Linked DNA regions of Homo sapiens: all the other regions are linked to region 5. Evidence: chromatin contacts called from ENCODE Hi-C or POLR2A ChIA-PET data. All regions are on one chromosome and are shown on one strand. Each heading gives the region's core, a stretch centred on a gene start or an enhancer-like site at or near the end of the contact. The rest is flanking DNA. Distances are from core to core; before and after follow the strand shown.

What was found. A loop is a pair of places that touch in the nucleus more often than their neighbours do. ChIA-PET counts read pairs that join two places held with the same protein, here RNA polymerase II (POLR2A). Pooled maps may share reads with other maps.
Region 1: a loop to region 5 is called in a pooled map, with 14 times the contacts of the local background. The contact joins the promoter of ZNF318 here to the promoter of UBR2 in region 5. A Hi-C loop is called at or near these places in 1 of 37 single-sample maps with no recorded cell type and 7 of 50 pooled maps.
Region 2: a map of CD8-positive, alpha-beta T cell shows a loop between it and region 5 (4-fold over the local background). The contact joins the promoter of USP49 here to the promoter of UBR2 in region 5. A Hi-C loop is called at or near these places in 2 of 168 maps with a recorded cell type or tissue (CD8-positive, alpha-beta T cell and naive thymus-derived CD4-positive, alpha-beta T cell), 1 of 37 single-sample maps with no recorded cell type and 12 of 50 pooled maps. POLR2A ChIA-PET finds 5 or more read pairs at or near these places in 3 of 52 experiments (Caco-2, WTC11 and activated CD4-positive, alpha-beta T cell).
Region 3: a loop to region 5 is called in a pooled map, with 4 times the contacts of the local background. The contact joins the enhancer-like site here to the promoter of UBR2 in region 5. A Hi-C loop is called at or near these places in 2 of 50 pooled maps. POLR2A ChIA-PET finds 5 or more read pairs at or near these places in 3 of 52 experiments (CD4-positive, alpha-beta T cell, PC-9 and activated CD4-positive, alpha-beta T cell).
Region 4: a loop to region 5 is called in a map of ascending aorta, with 2.7 times the contacts of the local background. The contact joins the promoter of CCND3 here to the promoter of UBR2 in region 5. A Hi-C loop is called at or near these places in 3 of 168 maps with a recorded cell type or tissue (CD4-positive, alpha-beta memory T cell, ascending aorta and naive thymus-derived CD4-positive, alpha-beta T cell), 1 of 37 single-sample maps with no recorded cell type and 16 of 50 pooled maps. POLR2A ChIA-PET finds 5 or more read pairs at or near these places in 2 of 52 experiments (OCI-LY7 and naive thymus-derived CD4-positive, alpha-beta T cell).

What each region holds. Positions count from the first base shown.
Region 1 is chr6:43,368,326-43,371,025 of GRCh38, reverse strand. ZNF318 (zinc finger protein 318) reads left to right here and starts at 1,379. Exons shown (of 10, transcript NM_014345.3): 1 at 1,379-2,059. The coding sequence starts at 1,661. It overlaps LOC124901227 (atherin-like), which reads right to left and starts at 1,662. Exons shown (of 2, transcript XM_047419609.1): 1 at 1,639-1,662; 2 at 1-1,603. The coding sequence starts at 1,662. The coding sequence ends at 905. RefSeq lists silencers at 1,126-1,225, 1,416-1,615, 1,706-1,895, 1,906-1,975.
Region 2 is chr6:41,893,971-41,896,670 of GRCh38, reverse strand. It overlaps USP49 (ubiquitin specific peptidase 49), which reads left to right and starts at 1,296. Exons shown (of 8, transcript NM_001286554.2): 1 at 1,296-1,347. RefSeq lists enhancers at 899-1,088, 2,023-2,537 and silencers at 1,138-1,430, 1,219-1,458.
Region 3 is chr6:42,024,235-42,026,934 of GRCh38, reverse strand. It overlaps a transcript of CCND3 not described here. Among named protein-coding and RNA genes, the nearest start is that of TAF8, 25 kb to the left of the region's middle. Within about 2 kb of position 1,359, at least 8 of the 41 ENCODE cell types and tissues checked have a DNase peak (open chromatin) inside an H3K27ac peak, as active enhancers do; they include CD4-positive, alpha-beta T cell, where a contact is called at or near this core.
Region 4 is chr6:41,940,506-41,943,205 of GRCh38, reverse strand. It overlaps CCND3 (cyclin D3), which reads left to right and starts at 1,398. Exons shown (of 5, transcript NM_001760.5): 1 at 1,398-1,754; 2 at 2,621-2,700. The coding sequence starts at 1,557. RefSeq lists a silencer at 1,250-1,699 and enhancers at 1,216-2,167, 2,210-2,339.
Region 5 is chr6:42,562,602-42,565,301 of GRCh38, reverse strand. UBR2 (ubiquitin protein ligase E3 component n-recognin 2) reads right to left here and starts at 1,273. Exons shown (of 47, transcript NM_001363705.2): 1 at 905-1,273. The coding sequence starts at 982. RefSeq lists a silencer at 1-9 and enhancers at 1,042-1,561, 1,632-1,711.

The DNA.
Region 1 (2,700 bases), core at 130-2,629, 810 kb before region 5:
TTTTTGAGAGAGGGTCTCACTCTGTCACCCAGGCTGGAGTGCAGTGGCATGATCACAGCTCACCGCAGCCTCAACCTCCCGAGTAGCTGGGGTACAGGAACGTGCCACCACACTCGGCAAATTTTTTTTTTTTTTTTTTAGAAATGGAGGTCCTTCTACGTTGCCCAGGCTGGTCTCGAACTCTCAGGCTCAAGCAATCCTCCTGCCCCGGCCTCCCAAAATGGTGGGATTATAGGCGTGACCCTTTGCGCCTGGCCCACTTTTGTATTTAGGATGCAGGGCCCTGAGATTGGCATCTAGGAAAATTCTGGACTTAGGCCAGGGGAGGGGGCATGCCTGGATCTCTTACAAAAACTTGCCACGCCTCCAGTTGGTCATGATGTGGGCCCCTGGTAATGAAGGACCTCCACCATGACCACAAGTACTTTAGTCAGAAAACAGCTCGAAAACGTGTGAAGAGAGTCCACCAAACAGGCTTCGTGTGAGCAACAAGGCTGTTTATCTTACCTGGGTGCAGGCGGGTTGAGTCCGAAAAAGGAGTCAGCAGAGGGTGGTGGAATTATCATTAGTTCTTATAGGTTTGGGATAGGTGTACAAAGTACATTCTTAAGGGCGGGGGAGAATATTACAAAGCACCTACTTAAGGGCAAGGGGGAGAATATATCCTGTCAGTTAGGGTGGGGCAGGAACAAATCACAATGGTGGAATGTCATCAGTTAAGGCTATTTTCACTTCTTTTGTGGCTCTTCAGTTGCCTCAGGCCATCTGGATGTATACGTGCAGGTCATAGGGGATATGATGGCTTAGCTTGGGCTCAGAGGCCTGACAACGTCTATTTTGGGTTTGATTCTGGCCCACCACCTCCACCTCGTACTTTCCTATCCTCAATTTCAACCTCTAGAAATTAGGCAAACTGGAAAGTAAACTGATGCGGGTCGTGTTGCTTCAGCTGGGGACAGGATTTCGGTGGGCGCTCCTGCCGGGGTCCGTAACCTCCCACACAGCTAACGTTTACAGGCCCGTTTATATTATCACGAATGGTTTTCAACCATTTCGTGTCCATCCCTAAATTAAGAGGCTTGAGGGGCGGCACGAAAGAGCGAAGACACCTCCGCACGGTCTCCAAACCCCTAAGTCCAGAGGCCTGGAGCATCCCCGGAAAACCAGATCCCTCTCCAGAGAAGCCCTTCCTTCCGCTCCGCCCACCCCGCGCGGAGGCCACAGGGGTCACGTGGCGGCCGCGGGAGGGGGAAGTGGGCGGCTCTGCGGCCGCCATCTTGAGGATTCGGAGGCGGGGCGTGCAGAGCTCAGGGCGCGCGCTTCGCTTCCCCTCCCCTCGCCCAGCCTCGCGCCGGCGTCTGTGCTCCTCCCCACTTTTCTTGGTTCCTGCGGCCGCTCCCTGAGTGGAGGAGCGGGGAACCCCGGAGGCGGGGGGGGGTGTGTCGGACGCGTGCTCGCGCCCTCCAACCGCCAGCCGCGGGGGCGCGCTCGGCCGGGCCCCCGGGGCGACGCGGGGCCGAGGGGAGGGGGCTGCTCCCGCGGCTGAGGCGGCGCGCAGCGGCCGAGGTGGCGGCGGCTGCAGCTGCGGCGGCGCGCTCCGAGCCTGCGTCTAGGGCGCCCCCGGGTCAGAGCTGTCGCCGTGGCCGCCGCTGCAAGAACCATGTACCGCAGCAGCGCTCGCTCCTCCGTCTCTTCCCACCGGCCTAAAGACGACGGCGGGGGCGGCCCGCGCAGCGGCCGCAGCTCTGGCTCCTCCTCAGGCCCGGCTCGCCGCAGCTCACCGCCGCCTCCGCCCTCCGGCTCCTCGTCGCGGACCCCGGCTCGCCGACCCCGCTCGCCCTCAGGGCACCGCGGCCGCCGGGCCTCGCCGTCCCCGCCACGGGGTCGTCGCGTCTCCCCGTCCCCGCCTCGGGCCCGTCGCGGCTCCCCGTCGCCACCGCGGGGCCGACGACTCTTCCCGCCGGGCCCGGCCGGCTTCAGAGGCAGCAGCCGGGGGGAGTCCCGCGCCGACTATGCCCGGGACGGCCGCGGAGACCATCCAGGCGACAGCGGCAGCCGGGTAATCCCACCCCTCGTCCAGGACTCCCTCCATCCCCCAGTCCCCTCCCCCGGAATTCCCGTTTCCAGAAACGCCCGGGGCCTCCAGACCAGGGTCCTAAGCGCGAAGCCTCCGGCCAACTCCCTCGGGGATGCCGAGCCTGGAGGCTTCTGTCAGACCCGGGAGCGTTGACACAATAACGGACTCGGGAGCGCACGGGCGTCTCGTCGGGAGTGCGCGCTCCGTTCCTTAGGAATAGGCTGTTTCTCTCATGCCGGGTGAGGTGTGGAAAGTTTGCCAAGGCGAGGGGCATTTCGTCCAAACCGTGTGTCTTGGTACTTTTTGTAGAGTTGATGTGTCCTCGGGGTTCCGTACTTTTCATCCCCTTACACCTGAGCTGCCTTCCTGGATCTTAGGGGAAAAAGCCGAAATGTCCGTTTTTGTGGCGAGTTAGGGACGCTTGAACCCTACCAGGCTTTACGTCTAGAGTGTAAACTGTTAGCTTAAATGAATTGGAGCTGCTGCTTCGGAATGAAGTGTGCAGGACCACAGTCACTGCCATAGCCACTACCTCTTATCGAGTTCTATGTCAGGAATTATGCCTAGCCTTTCACTTTGCACATTATTTTAACCCTCACAAGTCTTTGAAGTGAGGCAGTTAA
Region 2 (2,700 bases), core at 47-2,546, 670 kb after region 5:
GAGTAAGGGAATAAGACATATAATTAGAGTTATAATGTTAAGAATTCCTTAAAAAGAATTATGTTAACTGTGATGGACGACAAAGGGAGAGCTAAATTCTGAATCTAACTCTGAGGCCTTGAACCTCATGATAAATCCCGACCAAACCAAATTGAAACACTCCACTTCCTCTCCTTCTATCAAACCTCTTTTAAAAGTGCAAGTTGTTAATAAATTGCCTACACAGCGCTTGGTCCAGGCATTGTAGTTTCCCCCTTCCTATTGTGTGTGGTGTTCTTTTTTTTTTTTTTGTGCTTACCTAGTTCTCCTGTTTACAGGTGTGTAACTTGAGCCACTACTATAGCTAATGTCTGTTTCTTTTACTTGTCCTTATATTTAAATGTAAGTCTTTATCTGCCTTAGCTATGTGTTGGGTGTTGAAATTGTTGATCTTATTTTGGGAGACTCCCATCCCCTCCCCCCACTACCACCCCGCAAGTAGTTTCAAGACAGTGCACCTAGGAGACTGCTTAACCTAAGCCTTTTGTAGCTTAGGTGCTGTTCTGTTTCCCAATGGACCACTACCAAGTCAGTCTGGTTTATTTCCCAAGCCTTACAATCTGCTGAACTTCTTCAGTTCCGGCAGCGATCCTCTAACTTGTGGGGGATTTCCATAAAACAGCTGAATCTCTCTTGGGTCATCTGTGGCAAAAGCCAGACACGTGCTCACCCGCCTGGGAGCCAATAGTAACTTTTGCAAACGCTGCCTCCGGAAACCCCACGGTTTGAGGGCTGCTGCTTTAGGAACAACACAGAAATAACGTCTTTTAACAGAATAAAACAAAACATACGGACGGGATAGTGAGAAAGCCTTTGTCCTTCGCAGTGGGGAGAGGTGTTAAAGGTGAACCGAAAAGAGTATGGGAAACTCATGTAAAATACCTTTACAGTTCCCCGGGAAGAAGGGGGCGGAGATGGGCTCGGGAGCGTCTCTGGCCCTTTAAGGAGGAGGGACAGACATAAGAGTCTGTACCTTTAAGAGTCTCTTTGTCTGGAAACCTTCTTATTTACCCTCCTGTGCTTCAACCAAACTTCGACCAGCTATTCACAACGTCCCCCTACGCCGCCGCCCCTTACGCCAGGCTCAAAGCGGCCGCGCGTTTGTGGCTGACCCTAAACTTTGCGCCTGCGGCGCGAACCCTCGGAACGGGTGCCGGTGCCGGGGTCGCGGCCCAGCGCTGCGCCGTTGGCGCAATGCAGGGCCTGAGGGGCGGGGCTCCAGCGGGCGGGCCAATAGACGGGCAGGGGGCGGGGCCGTGTTCGGTTGTCTCGCGCCCTGGTGACAGCTCGCGCGTGCTGATGATGGCGGTAAATAGAGGGGGCCGGGGGAGGGGACGGAGGAGGTGGGGAGGCAGCAAAGTGGGTAGCTCCAGGGGGTAGGGGGAACGGGGGCCGGGGAGGCCGCGACGGCCAGGGAGCCCATTCTAAGACTCGGAGGCGGGGATAGGAGTCTCCGGCTCACTAGCCCTCCCCTTTAAAGAAGCAAAATCCTCACACACCGGGTGAGGGGCGACAAAGGCAGCGCGCGCCTCGCGGGCGGGAGGAGCGGCGGCAGGGGGCGGGACCGCGGCGCCGGCGGGCTGGGGGCGCCCGGGGCGGGGGCGGCGGGAGGCGAGAGCCGGGAGTCGGGGCGCGCGGGCGCCTTATTTTGGCGGGGTGGGCGACGGCTGGGTTGGGGCAAAAGCGTTGAAGGGAGAGGGAAAGGAAGGCTTGGAGGCGATGAGGGGAACCGGGTTGAGAATGAGATGAGGAGGATTAAGGGGAGAAAGGGTTAGAAGCCAGGGAGAGGAGGAGTGAGAAAAAGCCAGCCAAGGAGATAGGAAGGAGGCAAAAGCCAGGGTGGGCGTTAAGGAAGCCGGGCAGGGAATGAGGTTAGGGCTGGGGAAAGGGATCCTGGGGTTAGGTGTAAGAGCAGGGGTTTGAAGGGGAAATCTTCGTAGCGGGTGGTGTTGGGGTGAGGGGTACCGGGGTAAGTGTTGGAAGTGGAAGACAAGGAGGGGCAGAGCTGGGGTAATAGTTGGGAGTAGGAAAGAGAGAGTGATTAAGAGCCAGACGTGACGAGGGTGTGAACTAGTGCGGAGCGAGATGAGCTGAAGGACTGGGACCAACGGTGTGGTGGGAACTGCTGGCGAGGTTCTGAGAAAGGAATGGGTTAGTGGGTGGGCGATGGATGTAAATTCTGTAAAGTGAGGGAGGGCAAATGAGACCTGGACTGGAACCAGGTGGAGTCAGGAATAAGAGTGTGGTGGAAGGGCGAAAGGAAACAGATAAGAGATGGGTGTCTGTAGGACGATTCTGGGACCAGAAGAGCTGAAAGGAGACTAGAGTTAGGGTGTAAGAAGTGATGGCCATCTGGGACAAGGATAACTGGGTAATTACGTTAATTGAAGAGGTTCAGCAAGATCCAAGGTGAAAACAGTGAGGTAAAGAGACAGGGCTAAAAGCAAATGGTGAGAGGAGCAGGAAGAGATGGGCCCCAGAATTTAAAGGATGAGATGGGGAGTAAGGGAAGAGAGGGGGCTAAGAGAAGCTGGGGGAGTCCTGATGGATGTAGAACTGGGGTAGACTGCAGGGGGGTGGGAATCGAATGTGCGTGTTATGGGGAGTTGCTCCAGAAGGTCTGCAAGGGTCAGGGCAGAAATGCTGTAGTGAAAGATCAAG
Region 3 (2,700 bases), core at 110-2,609, 540 kb after region 5:
ACAGATCCGGGTGGGTGATCTGACCCCTTGGTGGTGTTGAGGGCCCAAGCCCCTCCTGTGCCCTTGCGTGTGGGAGATGGCATCCCACCATGGCTGCTGGGTCCGTCAGCCAGCCAGTGGGGAGGGAGGAAAGTGACGAGAAAGAAAAGGCACTGCCCTTCCTTTTCAGAGCATGACCTCAAAGTTGCCAGATGACATCCCTTTGGTCACCAGCTGATCACATGCCACACTTAGCTGACAGGGAGTTTGGGGAACATACATAGTGGAGCTTCTAGTACCAAAGGTACAAGAAGGGAAAGTGGATTTTAGGGGACAGTTGGCAATCTTTGCCATGAGATCTAGATGAGAAGGGTATGGGGAGCCTGTGTCATGTGGGTGAGGATGGCTTTCCTATGGGGACCTGCTGGGAGAAAAATGTTCCCAGCTGGACTTCTTTTTGTGAGGGGCCTAGAGCAGAGGGACCAGAACCCCCTTGGCTAATGCCCTCACGCTGGACTCCCTCCCCTCTGGTCAAAGGTGGAGGGTCTGATTCTCCTTCGCCTTGACCAGAGGCCCCTTGGAGGTCATCATGGAGCCCTTCTTCCAGGAGCACCCTGTAGGATCAGGGTGAGGTTCATTGAGGAGCACCATATTTTCCCCTTGGCAGGGGGGCGGCGGGGGGAGAGGGTCTGTGCTGTTCTCTGATGAGGTAGAGGAGGGTCATGTCTCCATCCCTTAGAGAGGTCGTTGAGAAGGTCAAATGTAATGTGAGCAGGGTCGAGGCAGGGAGGTCAAGGTTTGTCAAAAATAGGGGAAAAAGAGGTTTATTTTCAAACGAGACCTAACAATTGACAGATAGCTTATCCCTTTGATCACCAGTTGGTCACAGGTCACATTTAGCTGACAGGGAGTTTGGGGAACATACGTAGTAGAGCTCTTCTCTGGAGGTGGGAATCTCCATGTGGCTAGAGGCTGACAGGCAGCCTTGTGGGTCCAGTGCTGACTCATTCATTCACTCACTCATTAATTCACTCATCCGCTCAGTGTCTGTTTATTAAGTGCTTACCATGGATACACCGGGTACCATGTTCCGTGTGTGTGAAAAAGGAAAGAACAAGATGGGCACAGTCCCTTACCTCTGTAGCTTATAAGCCTTGTTTTCCCTGGTTCCCTTTCTGCCTCCCTGGGGAGGAGAGACCAGGCCATCACAGCTCTGAGAGAGCCACCCTTGTGACTCAGAGCCCAAAAGGCCCTAAGGGAGCCCATGAATGCATCTGATAGGCCCTCACCTCTGAGCCCGCCATCGTGGGGCGGCCGGGGTGCAGGATGGGCCAGAGTGCCGGAGGGGAGGGCAGTGGAGCATTGGAGGTGCGGTTTCACTTCCCTCTCACACCAGGCGTGGAATCTGATTTTTCTCAGTTTGGTGAGGTGTGTGACTTCTTCTGTGAGCTGAGGGGAGATGTCTTCACTCACCCCTCCTCCAACTCTAGCTGTCCCTCCAGTGTTCCAGGTTGGATGGGATCTCTCCTTCCCATTCTTCCCATTACCCGTGGCCCTAGTTCACCAACTGCACCTCTTTGCTCCAGGAAAGAAGGTGGCGTGGCAATTGGAAATCTCTGTGGAGACACTTCCTCTGTGAGGCCTTGGTCTCTCAGACTTCTCCCTGGGGCTTGGCTTCCTGGGCCCCTCTTGGCCTTGCTGGAAGAGAGGTCCCCCTGCCCTGGCCTGCTCGGAGAGCTGTCAGGCTCCCTGTTTCCTCTCACAGTTAGATCCCAGACCTTCTGTCTGCCTGCGTGCATGGGTCACTCTCACTTTATTCCCCAAGGCATGGCCTCATGCAGGCCCTGCTTTCCTCCCTGGATTTCTTTTTTATTTTATTTTATTTGACTTTATTTTTTGAGATGGAGTCTCACTTTGTCACCCAAGCTGGAGTGCAGTGGCATGATCTCGTCTCACTGCAACCTCCACCTCCTGGGTTCGAGCGATTCTCCTGCCTCAGCCTCCCACGTAGCTAGGATTACAGGTGTGCACCACCACACTGGGCTAATTTTGTATTTTTAGGAGAGACGGGGTTTCTCTCTATTAGTCAGGCTGGTCTCGAACTCCTGACCTCAGGTGATCTGCCCTCCTCAGCCTCCCAAAGTGCTGGGATTACAGGCATGAGCCACTGCGCCCGGCCCCTTAATTTTGTATTTTTAGTAGAGACAGGGTTTCACCATGTTGGCCAGGCTGGTGTCAAACTCCTACCCTCAGGTGATTCACCTGTCTCAGCCTCCCAAAATGGTGGAATTACAAGCGTGAGCCACCATGCCTGCCCTGCTTGCCTGGACTTCTGAGTGGCCCCAGCCTCGCAATGTCACTTCATGCTTTCCTGCTACTGAACAGTGCCAGTGGCATGGCTAAGGAGAGGGACCCTCCTCATCACTGAGGGTGGACTGAGATCCTCACAAGATGCAGGTTCTCCTTCCATGTCACTGGAGGCGCATAAACCCCTCTGCCTCTTCCACACACCAGCTGTGTTATCAGGGTGAATTATTATTATTTTTTTTTTTTGAGACTGAGTCTTGCTCTGTCACCCAGGCTGCAATGCAGTGGCGTGATCTCCGCTCACTACAAGCTCCGCCTCCTGGGTTCATGCCATTCTCCTGCCTTAGCCTCCCAAGTAGCTGAGACTACAGGTGCCCGCCAACATGCCTGGCTAATTTTTTGTATATTTAGTAG
Region 4 (2,700 bases), core at 149-2,648, 620 kb after region 5:
TATGAAAACTACAATACAATTTATAATATAAGAAAGAATAATTCGGCCGGGAACGGTGGCTCACGCCTGTAATCCCAGCACTTTTGGAGGCCGAGACCGGCGGATCACGAGGTCAGGGGTTCAAGACTAGCCTGGCCAACATAGTGAAACCCCATCTCTACGAAAAATACAAAAATTAGTCAGGCATGGTGGTGCGTGCCTGTAGTCCCAGCTACTCGGGAATTGCTTGAACCCGGGAGGTGGAGGTTGCAGTGAGCCCAGATCGCACCACTGCACTCCAGCTTGAGCAACAGAGTGAGACTTCGTCTCAAAAAAAAAAAAAAAAAAAAAAAAGAATAATTAACAGAAAATGGTTAGACACTTCCTTAGTGTCTCCTAAGTCAGGAGGACCCCAGTAGGGCAGGGATCCTCATGGCCTCCTCCCATTTGGAGCATTATTGGAGGTCTTTTTCGGCCTCTTCGTCAAGTGGAATCTAGCTTCCGGTAAAACTACAAAGTAACCAAAAGTTTGGGAGGTGGAAGAAATGCAACCGGTAGATCTCACAGAGTCTGTGCAAGAAACTGATTCAATGAGAATCTAGTTTCTCCGTCCACAGTTTCTCCAAACAGAAACTAAGGCCGACTTTAGGGGCTTGTCCAAACCTAGGCAAGCAACTTAACAAGGTGAGGCCATGACTCCATGGCCTTTCCGTTCTGTTATATGCTGACTTAGACTAAAGCTCTCATACTTTAAAGTGCACAGAAATCTAGTTAAAATGCAGATTCTGATTCAGGTTAGGGGTGGGCCTGAGAGTCTGCATTTCTAACCAGCTCCCAGGCGATGACCACGCACGGGACAGGTCTGGGATCACAGTTTAACTAGCAATGGTGTAGAACACAGAATCTGCAGCAAGAAGGCCAGCTTCCCAATCCTAGCTCTGCCACGGACCAACTGAATGACAGTTGCCTCGGTTTCCGAGTTTTCGTGAAGATGTAGTGAGTCATTACATCGTGAGGCTTTCGAGCAGCGTTCACTAAGAACTAGCTCTGACATTATTTATCGCATTCCTTAGAGCAAGCAGCCGGTGAAGTAGGGTTTGACGAATGAATAAGTGAATGAATGACCTTTGGAGAAAAATTGTTTCCTGGGTGACTAGAGTCCGAGAAGCAAAATGGGAGGGCCCGTGGGTGGGTAGGAGGCCCACCTCCTAGAAAGTTCTCTGCACCCGGTGGTCCAGAGGGCCTGGAGTGCCCGGAAGCCGGCCGGCTTGCGCTCAGCGGCCCAATGGGGCCGCGGGAGGGAGGGGAGAGCGCTCAGCCAACCCTTTCCGTCCGGGGCGCCGCAGCCCCGCCCCTCGGAGCGTTGCGACGTCCGAGCATTCCACGGTTGCTACATCGTCGCGAGGGGCGGGGCGCCTGTCAGGGAAGCGGCGCGCGCGCGCGGGCGGCGGGCGGGCTGGGGATCCGCCGCGCAGTGCCAGCGCCAGCGCCAGACCCGCGCCCCGCGCTCTCCGGCCCGTCGCCTGCCTTGGGACTCGCGAGCCCGCACTCCCGCCCTGCCTGTTCGCTGCCCGAGTATGGAGCTGCTGTGTTGCGAAGGCACCCGGCACGCGCCCCGGGCCGGGCCGGACCCGCGGCTGCTGGGGGACCAGCGTGTCCTGCAGAGCCTGCTCCGCCTGGAGGAGCGCTACGTACCCCGCGCCTCCTACTTCCAGTGCGTGCAGCGGGAGATCAAGCCGCACATGCGGAAGATGCTGGCTTACTGGATGCTGGAGGTACCGCCCGGACGCGTCCCCCTCCCCCACCGCTCCCGGGTCTGGACACACCGGGGCCGCCCTGTCGGGACATCCCGGTCCCCACAGCAATCTGCAGGATGCTCCGAGGCTAAGACTCCCGGGGCCTGGCCTTTCACTAGGGCACCCACGCCAGCTGCCTCCCTTGCTTTCCCGAGCCCTAATCGGCTCCTCCCGACAGTGACTGCCAGTCACTTGGCACCCTAACTGTGCCTCTCTTCGGGCCGAGCAAACGGGACCAAGGACACTCTCTCCCCTTCGGCTTCTCACAGCGTCTCCCGCTTCCCTCCGCCTCCCGGCCTTCTCCGGAGAGCGCGCCTGGAAAACCCTGGGCTCGGCCGCCCCCGCCCGGGAGCCGGTTCCTGTGTCTTTCGCGGGGTTCTGGCGGGGAAGGCGATGGGGGTGGCGCGCGCCCTGTTCCGGCCGACAGGGAAATGAAAAGTGCAGGAGGCAGCGGCAGGAGCCTCCTCCCTTCCCCTCGGGTGTGTGCAGTGGTGGCGGTGATGGGGGTGAGGTCCCAGCTCTCTGGCTACCATGGGTGACCCTTGCGTCCCACTTCCCCTCGCTGTGGGGGAGGGGAGTCTCCGTTTGGAATCCTCCGTGAGCAAGGGCTCCTTGGCTTTACCACTCCCCCGTCAAGGGGAGAGGGGAGGAGGCCGCGCAGAGGAAGTGGGGGGCGTCACCTTGGGGAGGGCGCATCCTCCTCCTTTATTGGTCCTTGTCTCTCTAAGTAGCTTACCCTCTCTGCCGTTTTTGCTCCCTATCCCACCTCACTTCAGCGCTCCCACCCCCCCGCTGCTGTGTTCCCCACGCTCCAGACCCAGCAGTGACTGTGCGCCCTCCCCCAGGTATGTGAGGAGCAGCGCTGTGAGGAGGAAGTCTTCCCCCTGGCCATGAACTACCTGGATCGCTACCTGTCTTGCGTCCC
Region 5 (2,700 bases), core at 24-2,523:
CCAAGCTGTCTTGGTCCATTCATAATCATTCTCGGCAATCTCTTCTAATGGGTGTTCCTACAACTCTGCTATTTACACTAGCATATTCATATTACAGTTTTAATGCAATAGTGCGTTTGAACGGTTTTACGTTTGGAATATAACTGCTCCTACTACACTGTGACCAGTTCTCACGTTTAGCTTATACAGTATTTGTTGAAAGCTGCTCTATCAACGTTATATAACATTTGTTCTCCATCCAATTACCCCTAACTCCTAGAAAAAATATTTTTAAAATTTCCCAGACTCCACGACTACTTTCTCATACTCAGTAAACTTTCCACACATGCATCAACGTTGTCAACTAATCAAACCGGTGCAAAAAAAAAAGATAGCACTGAAACGGATAACGAAGGGTAGTGTCGTTTGCCTTCTTGGTGCCTGGGGCAGTCCCAAAAACAAAAGAGGGGCTCGGTTAGGGTGGCATGTTTAGTCGGAGGAGCACACGGCTTCGCTTGTCTCAGGAAAAGCAATTAACTAGATAAACTAGGGCGATTATACCAAAAACACAAGAAGCGTCTCTTCTCCTCTTCCAAGAGCTGATATAAAGGGCAAAGGCCCATGTGTTGGGAGACTTAATGGGAGGCTGGGGGAAAGGAGGTATGATGGAAGAGCCGTGGGTTCTCCTGGGCAGAAAGGGAAAGTAAACGTAGTTAGTGCACAGCGCAGCTCTGGCAGCTGTTGAAAATGGAAAGAGAGGGGCAGGATCGGTGGCCTCCCCGGGCTATTACCCCACAAGGCGAGGGCCGGCACAGCTGTTTCCCCAAGTCTGGGTCGGGCTGCTCCAGGACGTCCAGGAGTCGGTTCCTCCCCACAGGCGCGGCCTGCGAGGGGCAGACGCACCCGCCCGGGTTCCGGCACTCACCCCCGCAATCTCCTCGGCCGAACATTCCAGCAAGCTCCGGTCGATGGCCTGCACCTCTGGCTCTAGCTCCGACGCCATCTTCTCTCCTCCTCCTCCCCAGCGCTACCGCCGCCCGGAGAGCTGCAGCCTCACCTCGGCCCCGGCGGCCTCGACTGCCACCCCTGCCCCAGGCAATCAGTCCCGGAGCCGTCCAAGTGGCTGCAGGTGGAGCAACAGAGGGAGAGAAGGGTGACGTGAACCGGAAAGGAAGGACAGCGGCCTCCTGCGCTCCCTCCCAAGCTTAGCGCCCAAGAGTCAAGTCACTGGCTCGTCCCTGACCCAGGGAAGGACACAGAAAACCCCAGGCCTGACACTCTCGCTGGCCACTACCGCGTCCTGCACCAGGAAAGGGGCAATAACACCCAGGAGGGGAAGCGGAGCTTTCTGGGTACTGTAGTTCTGGGTGCTGTAGGTACAGCACAGCCGGGAAAAAGGTGGCGCCCTAACACGGTGCCCCTCGAATGCATTGTGGGAGTTGTAGTCCATTCTCAAGGGGCGCTGGCTTAAATGGCAGATAAGCGGGCGGGGCTTTTCTGCCCAACGAGAATCATGGGAAGACAGTCGCGGAAAGCAGCGCCCCCTGGAAAAAAGCCAAAGAGAAAGATACTGTGGGAACTGTAGTTTTATTCTCCGAATCTCGTTTGTTCATTTTTGTATCCCCAGCTTCAAGAACACTGCCTGGCACATGGTAGACCCTCAAGGACTTGCCAGTCTGGCATAGGGTAGGCACTCAAATACTTGTCAAAGGAATGAATGAATTACATTCTATTCCTGTGGTTCTATGTCCTGTCATCCATCGAACCCATATCTTTTATACGAGTAATGGAGGTGAACATTACCCACTTTTTTGAAGGTTTAAAACATGTTTTAAAAAATTTTTCAAAAACTTTAGTGATGACCACTTATAAACTTTATCACAAATCTTGCTGCAAAGGAAAAAGAGTCTATTAGGCCAATTAAAAGATTTCCTCTTGATAGAGACATTTAATTTCTACAGATAATCAGACCAAGCTTGGTGGCTCATGCCTGTAATTCCAGCACTTTGGGAGGCCGAGGGGGGCAGACTACTTGAGCCCAGGAGTTTGAGACCAGTTTGGACAACATAGCGAGACCCTCTTGATAAAAATCAAAAAATTAGCCAGGTGTGGTGGCACGCCTGTAGTCCCAGCTACTCGGGAAGCTGAGGCAGGAGGATTGCTTGAGCCCAGGCAGTTGAGGCCATCGTGAGCTGTGATCAGCCCACTGCACTCCAGCCTGCGTGACACAGCTGAGACCCTGTATCAAAAAAGAAGGAAAAAAAAAAAAAAGAAATAGGTAAACATTGTTAGACTAGCTATCAAAGAAAACTATGTTTAGTTAAAGGTAATTAGACTCTTGACTGACAGCTGGGTGACTGGGCTTCTTAGAAGTCTTCAGTCTCTAGAGTTTGTCAGAAAATTGTTTATACCTTTTGTCAAGTGTGTTAATTTATTCCCAGAAGTAGGTTGTAAATTACATATAGGGGGGAAAAGTTCTGAGCCAGACCAGGTTTAGGACATGTTTATGTTTATGTTGTTTTGGGATTTTTTTTAAACCAATACTATGATATTAACCAGTTTTTTAAAAAAGGAAATAAGAAACTGCCTGTATCCCTGTAACCTCACAATACAAGTAAGCCTTCTTATCACTTTTTAAAAGTTATATATATATATACATATAAAACATCAGAAATTCAAACTCGAAAGGAATGTTTTAAAAAAGGAAAATTGAAAACTTCC